2 separate regions of the Homo sapiens genome follow, and region 2 is linked to region 1. Evidence: chromatin contacts called from ENCODE Hi-C data. All regions are on one chromosome and are shown on one strand. Each heading gives the region's core, a stretch centred on a gene start or an enhancer-like site at or near the end of the contact. The rest is flanking DNA. Distances are from core to core; before and after follow the strand shown.

Region 1 (6,877 bases), core at 2,982-5,481:
GTTGAGATGCCAAGGCTATACAGACTATATGTTACATGTGTACACACACTTACACATACACATATATGTACATATTCATATATAGTCCTGTCATCCTGTCTCCACATGAGCTCATATTTTGGTTAATAAGAAATAAGAGGGCCAGGCACGGTGGCTCACGTCTATAATCCCAGCACTTTGGGAGGCCAAGGCAAGTGGATCACCTGAGGTCAGGAGTTCGAGACCAGCCTGACCAACATGGAGGAACCCCATCTCTACTTAAAATACAAAATTAGCCAGGCGTGGTGGTGCTTGCCTGTAATCCTAGCTACTCGGGAGGCTGAGGCAGGAGAATCCCTTGAACCCGGGAGGCAGAGGTTGCGGTGAGCTGAGATCACGCCATTGCACTCCAGCCTAGGCAACAAGAGCAAAACTCCATCAAAAAAAAAAAAAAAAGAAAGAAAGAGAGAGAGAGAGAAAGAAAGAAAGAAGGGAGGCAGGGAGGGAGGGAGGGAGGGAGGGAGGGAGGGAGGAAGGAAGGAAGGAAGGAAGGAAGGAAAGAAAGGAAAGAAAGAAAGAAAGAAAGAAAAAGAAAAGCCCATTTCACATCCAACCACTTCACAAAATGTAACAAGGAAAAAAGTGAAAGCATGGGCTGTAAATCAGAAATCCTGAATTCAGGTCTCAGTCCACAATATACAGGAGCAAAGAGTATGCCCATAAAAGTCCCTTATTATTGGCCGAACACAGTGGCTCACGCCTGTAATCCCAGCACTTTGGGAGGCCGAGGTGGGTGGGTCACCTGAGGTCAGGAGTTTGAGACCACCCTGGCCAACATGGCGAAACCCCATCTCTACTAAAAATACAAAAAAAATTAGCTGAGCATGGTGGTGGGCACCTGTAATCCCAGCTACTCAGGAGGCTGAGGTAGGAGAATCGCTGGAACTGGGAGGCAGAGGTTGCAGTGAGCCGAGATCACACCATTGCACTCCAGCCTGGGCAACAAGAGTGAAACTCCGTCTCAAAAAAGTCCCTTATTATCTCTGAACCTCATCTGCTTTCCTCCTGTGTAATCTAAACACAATGGCATCTACTACAAAATGGTTAAATCACAAGGCACAAACATGGTACATGAAAGCACTCTGTGAAACATAAAGCACTACAGAACTGTTCACTTCTGTTATTGTTTTCATTAAGAGATCCCTATAAATGAAGTTCCTGGAGTTTCTTGTCACTCTTGAGCACTGTTCCCCTACCTGGGCTAAGAACCAAGGGTTGGAAGTTGCTAAAAATAAGGATGAAGTAGATCTAAATTGTGTTTCAATGGCAGAATCTGATCCAGATCTTCACTGGGCCTACGTATCACCCTAGAAGACAGATGTACACAGAATAAAGATCAAGTGTCTAAACAGATTAAATAAAGCAATTTTGCTTTATATTTGCATGGAGAAAGGAGGTTCCTTATTAAATTTTCTTTATGAAAGTAATACAAGAGGCCAGGCATGGTGGCTCACACCTGTAATCCCAGAATTTTGGGAGACCAAGGCAGGCGGATTGCTTGAGTCCAGGAGCTCAAGGGCAGCCTGGGCAACGTGGCAAAACCCTGTCTGTATGAAAATACAAAAAATTAACAGAGTGTGATGGCATGAACCTGTGGTCCCAGCTACTCAGGAGGCTAAGGTGGGAGGACTGCCTGAGCCCAGGAGATCAAGGCTGCAGTGAGCCGAGATCATGCCACTGAACTCTAGCCTGGGCCAGAGAGAGAGAGAGACCCTAACTTTAAAAAAAAAAAAATATATATATAATTTCACTCCTCAGAGGCAATTCTTGTTTTTTCTCATTTTACCTCCATATCTCTACATAATATATTTGTACATCTGCTTCTTGTTTGCAGTCATTATCTATCAAGTTCCTATTAAAGAAAGAACTTAGCAGAGAAAGTATTTTGAACCAATCTTGGGAGGCAGAGTACAGAACTGTCCAGCAATGCATCACTCTGACTATGTAAAAATAAAACACTCCTTTTATTTCTAGTCTTCAAGTCCTCCATTAAAAGTCCTACACAATGTCTTTATATGAGAGCCAAGAAAAAAGGTAGCTGGGCAGTTGGACCTAAATTTTTAGACCACTCTCAATCACTCTCTGAATCCACTTCAGTGATGTCCAGTTTCTCTGCCCCTTTCCAGCCACCCTACACAGTTTAATCCTGTTCCTTGTCCTACAGGACAAATGATAAATAGGACCCCAAACTTAATTTATTTCAAGACAGGCATGGACATAATTCTTATGAGCTCTGCGGAAAGGGATTAACTGGAACTAAAAAGATATCAACCTTTAATTATGCGAAAAGTTACCTAAAGCCAACAAGTATACTGTATTAAAGAGTAAATTTATGGACTAAATATCCTGCTCAATTTCGGTCCAAAGAAGACCTTTGAAGTTCTCCAAACGTGGACTTCAGCTGTGGTTCACTACATGTGGACAGCTTCGGGGACAGCATCCTGCCTAGTGCCAGGTGTACAAGTGAACTTGAGGTCAGGCAGGTGACCCTGACAAGCAGGCATAATACATTAAGGAGAGGAAATCTTCCCTCTCATTAATCAACAGGATAAAGGTAATTAAGCAGGAATTATTTTTCAATGACCTATATAATTTCATCAGGGCTGCTATGACTATTAGCAGGGAGCAGCTGACTTCCTAATGAGATGAATTTGATAGCACAGCCCTTCCAGAGAAGCCAAGGGAGCAAGCCCAATCTATAGGGAAGCAACAATTGTTAGGCATTGTTTACTCCTCCTCCTGAAAGCTGTCTCTCCTTCTCAACATTTGGCTCTTTCCCTTCAGGGGGGTTTCCCTGTCCCTGGATAGCTGGGGCTGCAGCATCTGCTGAATAGTGGAAGCTAGATCTGCTGTGAATGGGTGGGTCCAGGAGGCTGGGACACTAATTCACTAGACCTGCTCATGTGATTCCCAAAGTCCCAAGCCAACAAGGCTACCGCCGCCTGCACCAACACCTCGCTCTGACCAGGCCTGAAATAAGACACCAAGGTAGTTCTTCCCACTCCCTAGCAGAAGCGGAGTTAACAAGGGACCTTTGTTGAGCCAGAGGAAACACAAACACATACACACTATCAATAATAACCACGACTTGAACGCAGTTTCATCACAGAATTTACGAAATTGAGCAACAGCTACCTAACCAGTAAGTCCTTACACCAGGAAAGGGCTGCAAACCTCAGAGGGGCACCGCCTCTGTCTCCTGTGTAAGCAAGTTGATTTACAGGGGAAACCTGAACTCCACATCTCTTTGCCTTTTCCTGTGCCTCCCAGAGGACCCTGGGACCAAGGAATGGGATGGAGGGCCCTAATGACATATTCCTTCGTCAAAACAAGCTGGCTCTCTCTCTCCCAGGGTCAGTCACCGCGTTACGCCCCGTCCCGGAGCCCGAAACCCTAGAAGTCACCTCCTCCCCCCTGCGCCCCCGCCCGACGCAGCGACCTCGTTTGGAACATCCCCAGCCGGCCCCCAGCCCAATGCCTGCTCCCTCAGCCCAATGCCCGCACCCCCTGCCCAGTTGGCGGATGCAGAGAAGGGACATTTCGACTCTCCCTCCTCCTTCAACCCTCTAAAATAAAAGAATCCCTCAAGCGCAAATCTCCGGCCAGCACAGCACCTACCTGTCCCCGGCCGTGGCTCCTCCTCCCCGAGCAGTGGGGCTCGCTGGACAAGTGTCCTCAGATAGTCCAGAAAGTTTGCTCTGCGGTCCCGGGGACGCCTGCGCGGGACCCAGTGAGGAAAGCCGGGCTGGCTCCTCGCACCTCGGGCGGCCGCCGCTCGAAAGTCTTGGCCCAGGTCCTCCAGGCCCGGCTCAAACTCAGGAGTGCCCGGGAAGAATGTAGGTCGTGAGAAGGTCGGAGCGCAACTTTTCGAAGGTGCGTCAGCCGCGGGCTGAGGCGCGTGGGTCACTGCCTCCCCCCAGCCTCTCCCTAGTGAGCGCGGGGGGGGCGGGGGCGGGGGCGGGGGCCGGGGCGGGGCAGGGGCGGGGGTGGGGCCCAACCTGCCTGGAGGCCTCGGGGAGCGCGCCCCGGCCCCGCCCCCGCCGCCGCCGGCCCCGCCTCTGCCGCTGGGACACGCCGCCGCCAGGTGCGCCGGGGACTTAGGCAGTGCCGCGCCGCACGGCCCGCGCCGGTTTCCAAGGTGAAGGAGGAGGAGCCTCTGAGGGAAAGTTTCCACAGAAACTTGAGCTGGGCGCAGTGTAGCACTCGCGCCCTTGGGGGCTAGCGTTTGGCCGGAGCTACACACTCTTTACTCACGCACGCACACCGCCGTACACAGCACAATCGTTCACCGTCCCGCCAAAGGCTCGTCTCTCGGGTTCTGCCTAGTGGAAGGAGTCGGACAACGCCGCACGTCACGGGCGTTTCGGATTTCTTGCTTCCCAAAGGTTTGACGGCGGCCACCGGCGCCCCGGCCCAGCTCTGCTTTCCTTTGCTGACTCCTTCCTTTAGGTGTGAATTTTAAAATGCTGATACCGCCCCAAGAGAGCTGAGTCAAGTGAGGCAAACGTTCGCCTGTTGTTCTCCTGACAGACTCCCTGCAGTGGGCAGGGGAAATGTGGCCTTGGCCGACATTAATGAAGTGCCAGGATGGAGGGAGGGGGCCTGCTGATTTGTTCTGTTTTACTTTTTAAGGGTAACTAGAGCGTTACTGGAGTCGTCTGTGGGTTTGGGGAGTATGTGGCGCGTGTGTGTGTCACACATTTCACTGGCAACTCCCGCCAACCCCTTCCCAAGAAATGAAGGCTCTAATGTGGGCAGTTCTGCAACAAAGGTGAAACTTCCCCAAATCACGATTCCCCGCAAGATGAGAGAGCAGGTGCAGCATCCATTTTCCCACTATCACGCTTGAGATGGTGGCTTTGGGCACTGCCGGGTGCCCCGACATCCTTCCCAGAGCCCAGCCTTCCCACCCAGGCCCGGCCCTGCGCGGCCGCCTGCCTTTGCATCAGAGACCGCGGCTGTGCCATTGCCAAGGTGGGCAGCGCCGCCTCGCTTCCCCATTCCTCCGTCTCCCACGCCTCTTGCGTGTTTGAGTCGCGAAGTGATGGACTTTAAATCTCAGAGGAGGAATGAGAAACTTGGTTAGTGGCTCTCTTGGCATGTTCGTAGCCCTGTGGTTGAAGTGGCTGAAACCTGCGTTGAGCCTCAGTCCAAGCAGCTGGGGCCACACCAGTTTGCAAAAGCGGATGTGGCAGTTTCCACCGCAGCAGCAGCCTGCTGGCGCCTCATCAGATTCTCCTTTGGAGGAAGTATCTTCTTCCCTTCATTCTCGGTGAATGGCATCCAGAGATAACCAAAATCAGGTGTATCTAGTTTCAAGTTCTGTCTTGCAACCGTGATAATTGGAGGATGCAAACTTTACACTTTCTTCTCTAGCTGTCTACCACCACTGCTGCGCTTGTGGATGACTGCAGGAACACCGGGTACTTGCCACAAGTATCTCTCCAGATTCATCAGCCTTTCACCTGTGACAAGCTCAGTCAAGAAGTGGCTCCTAAGTAAAAGCTGGGGAAGAACAAGGAAGATAGAGCTCAGAGTAGAAAGCTGTGAAGTTCTGCACAACAGGTCCCCTTGGCCTGCTCTAACAGTTGGAAGGTGGGGGAAGCATTCATTTACTCAACAAATATATACTGAGTGCCTTTTGCATGCTAGGCACGCTTCTAGGGGTTGAGGACACAGCAGAGAGCACAAACAACAATTCCAGCCCTCGTGGAGCTTACCTCTTCCACGTGGGAAAGACAGATGGTAAATGTATAAGGACAATATATGGACTGCTGTATGATTAGAAATGCTATGGAGAGGCTAGGAGTGCTGTCTCATGCCTGTAATCCCGCAGTTTGGGAGGCCAAAGGAGGAGGATCACTTGAGGCCAGAAGTTGGAGACCCAACCTGGGCAACATAGTAAGACCCCCTATCTACAAAAAGTTTAAAAATTAGCCAGGCATGGTGGCGTGCACCTGTAGTCCTAGCTATCCAGGAGGCTGAGGTGGGAGGATCACTTGAGCCCACTGCATTCCAGCCTGGGTGACAGAGTGAGACCCTGTTTTGAAAGAAAGAAAGAAATGCTGTGGATAAAAATTAAGCAGAGAGGGTACATAGAAAGTATGAGGGGTGCTATGTTCGGAGAGGGGTGATGATCAAGGAAAGCTTCTGGAGGAGGTAACATTTGAGGAACGACTTGAGGGAGGTTAGGGATATCTGAGCAGACAACTTCCCAGGCAGAAAGCATAGCAAATGTAAAGGCCCTGAGGCAGGAGTATGCCTAAGTGTACTAGGAGCAATCCAGAAGGCACCATGAAAGAATGGAGAAGATGAAGTCAAAGAAGTGAAAGGTGGGGGTGATGCAGATCAGGTAAGGCTTTTACTCTGAGTGAGTTGGTTGGAGCCATTGGAGGATTTTGTGTAGAAAAGTGACACTTTCTGACATTGTAATTGGATCACTTTGACTGCTGGGTTAAGAATAAACAGTAGGGTGTAAGGGTAGAAGCACAGAGACTGGTTAAGAGGCTACTAAAATAATCTAGGGTCAGCCGGGTGCGGTGGCTCATGCCTGTAATTCCAGCACTTTGGGAGGCCAAGGTGGGTGGGTCACAAGGTCAGGAGATCAAGACCATCCTGGCCAACATGGTGAAACCCCGCCTCTACTAAAAATACAAAAAATTAGCCAGGTGTGGTGGCACGCACCTGTAGTCCCAGCTACTCAGGAGGCTAAGGCAGGAGAATCACTTGAACTCAGGAGGCGGAGGTTGCAGTGAGTAGAGGTTGCAGTGAGCCGAGATTGCACCACTGCACTCCAGCCTGGGCGACAGAGCGAGACTCCATCTCACAAAAAGATAAT
Region 2 (6,448 bases), core at 2,962-5,461, 480 kb before region 1:
TGCTGAGCCCCTTGGGATGTCTCAGGTGCACATGGCAACTGAGCATCAACTTGAGAGCTGTCTTCCGGCCATGGGGCTTTACATGAAAGCATCCATTGCCACTGAACTTGCAATTCTGACCACTCACTCAAGGCAACAAGTGACTTTTGATGTCATCCTGAAGAAATGTGCCCTTTCCTGCCAGCCCTTGAAGCAGTCAATCTCCCATCCTGCGTATTGTTTTTGTGGCCAAAAACTGCATTGCTTATCACACATGATTGATCGGATAAAAATTATGAGCAAAACATTCTGCTAGCTTTTCCTTGTCCTGTCATCTGGTAGAAAGAGATTTTTCCTGAAGCAAGTCAGTACCTTTTCTTTCCAGAAGTGGTGAGGTTGCTGCCTTCCTCACCCGGACACCTGGAGGGTTTTCCAGGGCTGGTGTTTTTAGACAACAGCATTCACAGCATGTCTTACAGATTTTGAAAAGGCTACAGGGTAGTATACCATCTATCTAGACATTTAAAAGGCATTTAAAAACGCCAAATGTCTGTTCTCTGGCTGGTCAGGTGAGCTTCTTTCTATGCTTCATTTCCAGAGGGTTCCTGTGGAAGCCACCAGCACATTGAGAGAAGGGAAAATGTGGTTATTCTGCATCCATTTTACTGCAAGGAGATCGGGGCTGACGTGGCTGGCCAATTCACAACCTGTCTCTAATGTATTCCCATTTGAGAAACTGATCATGGACAGCTAAGTGAAATGTGATTGCAATATATGATATGCTCCCAGGAAAAACCGAGAGTAGATGAGAGAGGTTCAAGCAGCAAACAGCTCCAGGGGAAGCCCGAGAGTGGGAAAGAACTTTTCTGCTGAACGAGGCTCTTACATCTCATTTGCAGTGGGTTAAGCTGTTTCCAGGATGCCATTTTCTGTCTCTGATAATGTGTGTGTTTTGTTATATTAGCCCAACATTTGGCAAATGGTTTCCAAGTCCAAACATTTGGTATTATTTTATGCTAGGTGAACGTGGCGCTCTAGGCAGGCTCAGGCTTGATTCAGAAATCTGGCTATGAGTGTGCAATAATTTGTCTGGATTGTTTTATTTCACAGCCAGGCTGTCCTTGAAATGCTTAATGCATAAAGAGGGAGAGCTGCTATTTGTTTTAGTAGCCCACAGTCGAGGAAAGAAAGTGGGATTGAAAAAAGGCACATGTCTTTCTTGCCAAAGACCTGGATGGCCTAGCTTGGTTTCTCCCAGGTTGCCCCCAGTTTTGGCCTGATAACCTCAGTCATATAAAAGTTGATAGGCATTGACTAATACCGAGAGATACAAAGTAGCTATAGAGTATAACTAAGGAAAGGTTGTTATTATAACTAAGTCCAGTTACTATGTATAACTAGACTATACATAATAGACTAGTTAGAGAACTGAAGCATGTAAATAGGGTGCCATGAGGAATAGTACCAATATTTTAATCAAGCATGTAATTAATCAGCAACTATTGATTGCATCAATCCATTATTTTTTCAAAAATGTGAATTGAGTGTCTTCAGCACCATGCCAGGTGCTGGGAATACATCAGTGAATTAGACACTAGCCTGTCCTCAAGGAGGTCACAGTCCAATTGGAGAATCTTAGAAGTAAATCAACAATCACAGTACACAAAGACAAGGGCCAAGATGGAAAGTCCAGGCAGCTGGAGGAGTATGAAGAAGGGTTCCTAACTCAGTTGTGGGGGAGAAGAATGACAGAGTCAGAGAATACTTCCCAGGCCAGACAATATCTACTGAGTACTGAAGGGCAGACGATAACCAGATGGTAGCTAAGCACCAGGTATCAATTAGGTTCACGACCTACTCTGGTGCAAAGAACTAACTGGAAGCAGAAGATGAACACAGGATGTGTGGTTTAGTGCTGTTGGGATTCAGAATTGAGCAAGAGTCAGAATTTCCAGAGGATTTGATGTGGGTCCAAGAAGATTGAAAAGGTTCATCCAGGTAGGCAGAAGAGAAGAAGGCCCTCTATGAAGGAAACAAATTTACAGGAATGAGAAATGGGATGCTTAGAGGTCAATAAATGTTCATTGAAGAGTACATGGTTCTGTAGGAAAAACAAAGTCATCTATGACACGCTTCTACCCCCAAGAGCAAGAGTCAATAAACTTTTCCATAACGTGTCAGATAGTAAACATTTTAGCTTTATGGATCATACAGAATTAGTCCACAGGCTATGGTTTGCCAACCTCTGCTCTACAGGCTCACACTCTTATTGGGAACACAAAATAGAGATACAAAAAATGTCTAAAGCCAAATGATCTTGCCCGGAGTCTTGGAAGATTAGTCTAGTAACAAGGCCTGGGTCAGGTTGTGGAGAGCTTTGTACGTCAAACTCAGTGTTTGGAAGTCAGCTGGTAAGCAGTGAGGCACCATTGATGGCTTTCAGCAAAGGACTGTTTTTTGGAAGATCAATTTTGCAACAAGATGCAGAATGGATGAAAGCATAGAGAGCCTGGAGGCAGGGAAACTTGTAAGAACTCTGAAGTGGTACTCAAAGCATCAAGTGAGAACTCAGATTCTGCAGGTAGTCGGGGAATGGAATGGGAAGTACAGGGTGAGAGATATGTCATAGTTTGATGACCGGATATGAGGTCTGAAGGAAGGAAGGAAACAAAGATTCTTTGGGTGGCTAAATGGTGGTGCTGAATGAACAGATACAAACATTTGGGAAAGGAACATTGTATGAAGGGACAATTCATTTATCTCAATGTATGTTACTTTAGAATTGATAGTGGTACACCCACATGAAACTGTTCATCTAAAATACTAGGAGAGCTCATCAGTGTGGCCAGTACTGCAAACTAGAATTGTGGGCCATGCATGAAAAATCAATAGCAACAAAAGTAAGAAGGTTAGTAACAATGGACACTCATGGACAGCCGTTATCCTGCCAGGTATCGATTTAGACATATTACAATGGATTATCTCCTTTAGTCACCCCTACAGTACTCTGAGGCATATATTATTATCCTTATCTTACAGATATGGAGATTGAGCCTTAGAGAGGTAAAGTGATTTGCCCAAAGTCACACAGTTAATAAGGTGTCACACCACAACTAGAAGTCATGTGTGTCTGCCTTGGAAGGCTGAGCTCACAACATCAAACCTCAGCCTCTTGGTTCAGGGGATTTCCTTCCTGCGTGCAGTTTTCTTTCCTCTCCACTAGCCTGTTGAACTCAGAGCCTGTGTTCACTCTTGGTTTCCCAATGCATATGGAAAAATACCCTCTTTCTTCACTAAATTAACCAAAACCCCCCATGGTGCTACTCACACACCTACTCATCCTTTGCAGGTCTGACTTCTCTCCTGGAGGCTCCCTCACTCTCTTCTGCCAGAAATGAGACCCGGGGAAAAACAGCGGTATCATCTATATCCCTGCTGTACGTGAGGTCACTGAATTCCCCTGATCAGTCCCTCTCTCACAGCTTAGCATCTAGACTTCACGGTCATGGCCTCTTCCCCTCACCTTGTCTGGCAGCAGGGCCGGTTCACACCTTGCATGTGTTCCTTCATGTTTTAGCTCCCAGAGGTAGATGGCAAAATAACCACAACCCTTCTTCTTCCTGCAACCATGCCCTTGAAACATGACCCTGAAGCCCCTTTCATCAAGAGGTAGAGTCTGTTTCCCTTCACTTTGGGTCCAGGCTCGCCTTGTGACCTGCTTTGACCATTAAAATATGATGGAGTCATATTTTGCCCATTCCAAGCCTAGGCTTTAAGATTTCTTACACACATTCACTCTCTTTCGAGACCCCTATGTCTGCCTGGGCTAGCCTGCTGTGGGAAAAGAAGCTATTCGGAGCAGAGAGGCATAGCTCATTGTCCCAGCCAAAGCCTGAGACATGAGAGAGCCCAGCCAAGATGAACACAACCACCCATCCACCCAACACACCAACACCACTGACTGTGGGTGCCTGACAGAGCAAGCTGTGCCCAGACTAAATTGATGACTTACAGAATCTTGAGCTAAACAAATGGTTGTTCATCTTTTTTAAACTACTAAGTTTAGAGATTTCATAGCGGTATCTAATACACTACCCTTTTCTCACTAAGATATCAACAATATCTACATTTGAGTAGCAATCAGCTAACTGCATTTTATTCTAGAACTTCCTGTACTGCACATATTGGAGGACTCAGTCACCGACTTGCCTGTGGTTGCTATGAGTCGCCTACAGAACTGAAAATGGGAAGCAGAACTAGGCTGGTTGTACTCCTAACCACAAGGACACTCTCCTCCTCAAATGAAAAGGCTCTAATTAAAAGGCAGGAAAGATCAGGTATCTCTGGAGTTCACTTTTAAAATTGTCAAAAAAAACCTCAAAGTCGCTTTGCTTCTGACTATCCATACATTGGAAGACTAATTAACTATGACAAGCTGACCAGTGGAGACCATTTTCATAAGGATGACACGATGATGGATGGGTGCATGCTGTTACAATGTCATTGCTAAAAAAGACGTGATGAGTCCAAGTTCCAATTACTAAGATTCATATACAATACAGAGGTCTTTTTCAAGCCACAGAACCCCATTGCAACAGGCTGACGTGTCGTCTTTTCTGTATTTAAGAGACACATTCATGGGCCGGTGACATACTGAGCTATGCATGCTAGGCCTTCTCTGCATCTGGCAGCTGGAACGAGACACAACTAAGTCTTGTTGCTTCAGGGCTTTGGGTACCAAATGAGGCATTAGCACAATAGAAACACCCAACCCAGAGCAATGTTTTCCCATCTTCAGACTTGGAGGCCAAGAGGCAATAGCAAGGACATTATGTAGATATTTATACAACCATTTAAAACATAACCACTCAAAAATGTCAAAACCATTCTTAGCTTACTGGCTGTAAAAAGTAGGCAGCTGGCTGGATTGGGCCCACGGGCTATAGTTTGCCAACCCTTGCCTTAAATAAACAAACTTGTTAGATTTCTCACTAGTGTTATATTTCTGCAGCTAAAGTTCTCTTAGTTACAGAAAATTTCTCTTAGGTACAGAAAATCTGGTCACAAGAAGTTTGAAAAATAAATTAACATAAAATTATATACAGTCACATATTACTAAGATATGTAACGTATTATATTAGTATATGTTATTATAATATACAATTTTATATTATAATAACATATGATATATATTAATATATTACTTGTATTAAATTAATATATGGATATAATAATATATTAATATATAAATATGCTAATATATTTTATATCAATATAAAATATACTATAGTAATCAATTATATACAGTAATATATTAATTATTATTTGTTTCAGCTAAAGTCACAAACTGTTTTCTTTCCTTCACACAAAAGCTAAAGCTCCCTTATATGGTTCCGGATGTTTCCACTAACTCACGGCTTACCTAAATCTCTCAGTTTTGTAAAACAAAAAATACTCCCTTGTTTTACAAAACGGGGAGATTTGTCTAAAAAAAGCAGCAAACAAACACTGATTTCATTATTGGAGGTGGATGGAAGGAAGAATTTTGCAGTCTCCTATTTTTGTCATCTGTTGATCTAAATGTCTTTTCTGTAAGAAAGTTGAATACTCTGTGACACTAACATTTCGAATTTAAAATTTTTACTTGGGAATACATTCACATGATTCAAGAATCAAATCCATATAAAGAAATATCTTCTAAGAAATCCTGCTTTTCCTCCATTGCCATCCACCCTGTAGATAATCCGGTATGTGTTTCCAGGGCAGTTCCTGTTTGCCCCCTTTTATTTTCCAAAGGTAGCCTATTGTGCATGCTGTGTTGTACTTCCCTCTTTTTTCGTTTAACTTAGGATCTGTCCTGGAAATCTTTCCATATCAGTACATAGAGATGTGGGGATGGATCTAAGAGAATTGAAATTAAGCAGATTTATGTTATAAGCAGTTTATTGAGATATTTTAACTCTATAGGGGTACAGAATTGAAATAATGTTGTTTTCTAAACTGTCTCTAATTCTGCTGAATCCAATCCCTTTTTTGCACTGGGTAGTGGCTCCCTCAACATTTCAACCTGACTCCAAAACTTGACAATTACTTCTGTTTATTAAAACAGTCATTTTCAGTTTTTAAGAGTGGTTTAAACACTTATTCCACACACTGTCCCACGGGCCGGATTTAAGTCTCTTGAGGCTTGGCATGGAGCAGTCGTTGGGTGGCAGGGGTGGGGTGTCTGTACTCACACTCTCCCCCTTTCCCTTCAGTGTTGGGGTAAGAACGGGGACAGGGAGGGAGGACTTTCTCCTTCTGTTGTTGCTATGGAGAAGCTGAGGCCCTCCTTTGGGGCCAGTCACTAGCTGCTCATCTGGCTCACTGCCTGTGGGCTTCACAGAGACAGGTGGTGGTGGCTCTATCTCTTATAGGCAGTGGTGGTATGTATGATTAAGGATAAAATGATGTTATAAGTAGCAGAAAA

The links. Hi-C counts contacts between places; a loop is a spot of excess contacts on that map. Pooled maps may share reads with other maps.
Region 2: a pooled map shows a loop between it and region 1 (9-fold over the local background). The contact joins the enhancer-like site here to the promoter of FHIP1A-DT in region 1. A Hi-C loop is called at or near these places in 5 of 37 single-sample maps with no recorded cell type and 7 of 50 pooled maps.

Annotation. Positions count from the first base shown.
Region 1 is chr4:151,406,246-151,413,122 of GRCh38, reverse strand. FHIP1A-DT (FHIP1A divergent transcript) reads left to right here and starts at 4,231. Exons shown (of 3, transcript NR_183963.1): 1 at 4,231-5,940. FHIP1A (FHF complex subunit HOOK interacting protein 1A) reads right to left here and starts at 3,947. Exons shown (of 14, transcript NM_001109977.3): 1 at 3,658-3,947. RefSeq lists silencers at 3,988-4,157, 4,278-4,750 and enhancers at 3,977-4,676, 4,677-5,376, 5,208-5,517.
Region 2 is chr4:151,885,459-151,891,906 of GRCh38, reverse strand. The region is part of intron 2 of LOC127898557 (a long non-coding RNA gene); the gene reads right to left. It overlaps LOC102724700 (a long non-coding RNA gene), which reads left to right. Exons shown (of 5, transcript NR_188364.1): 3 at 578-740; 4 at 3,329-3,416; 5 at 4,144-4,961. Among named protein-coding and RNA genes, the nearest start is that of LINC03074, 67 kb to the left of the region's middle. Within about 2 kb of position 4,211, at least 2 of the 41 ENCODE cell types and tissues checked have a DNase peak (open chromatin) inside an H3K27ac peak, as active enhancers do.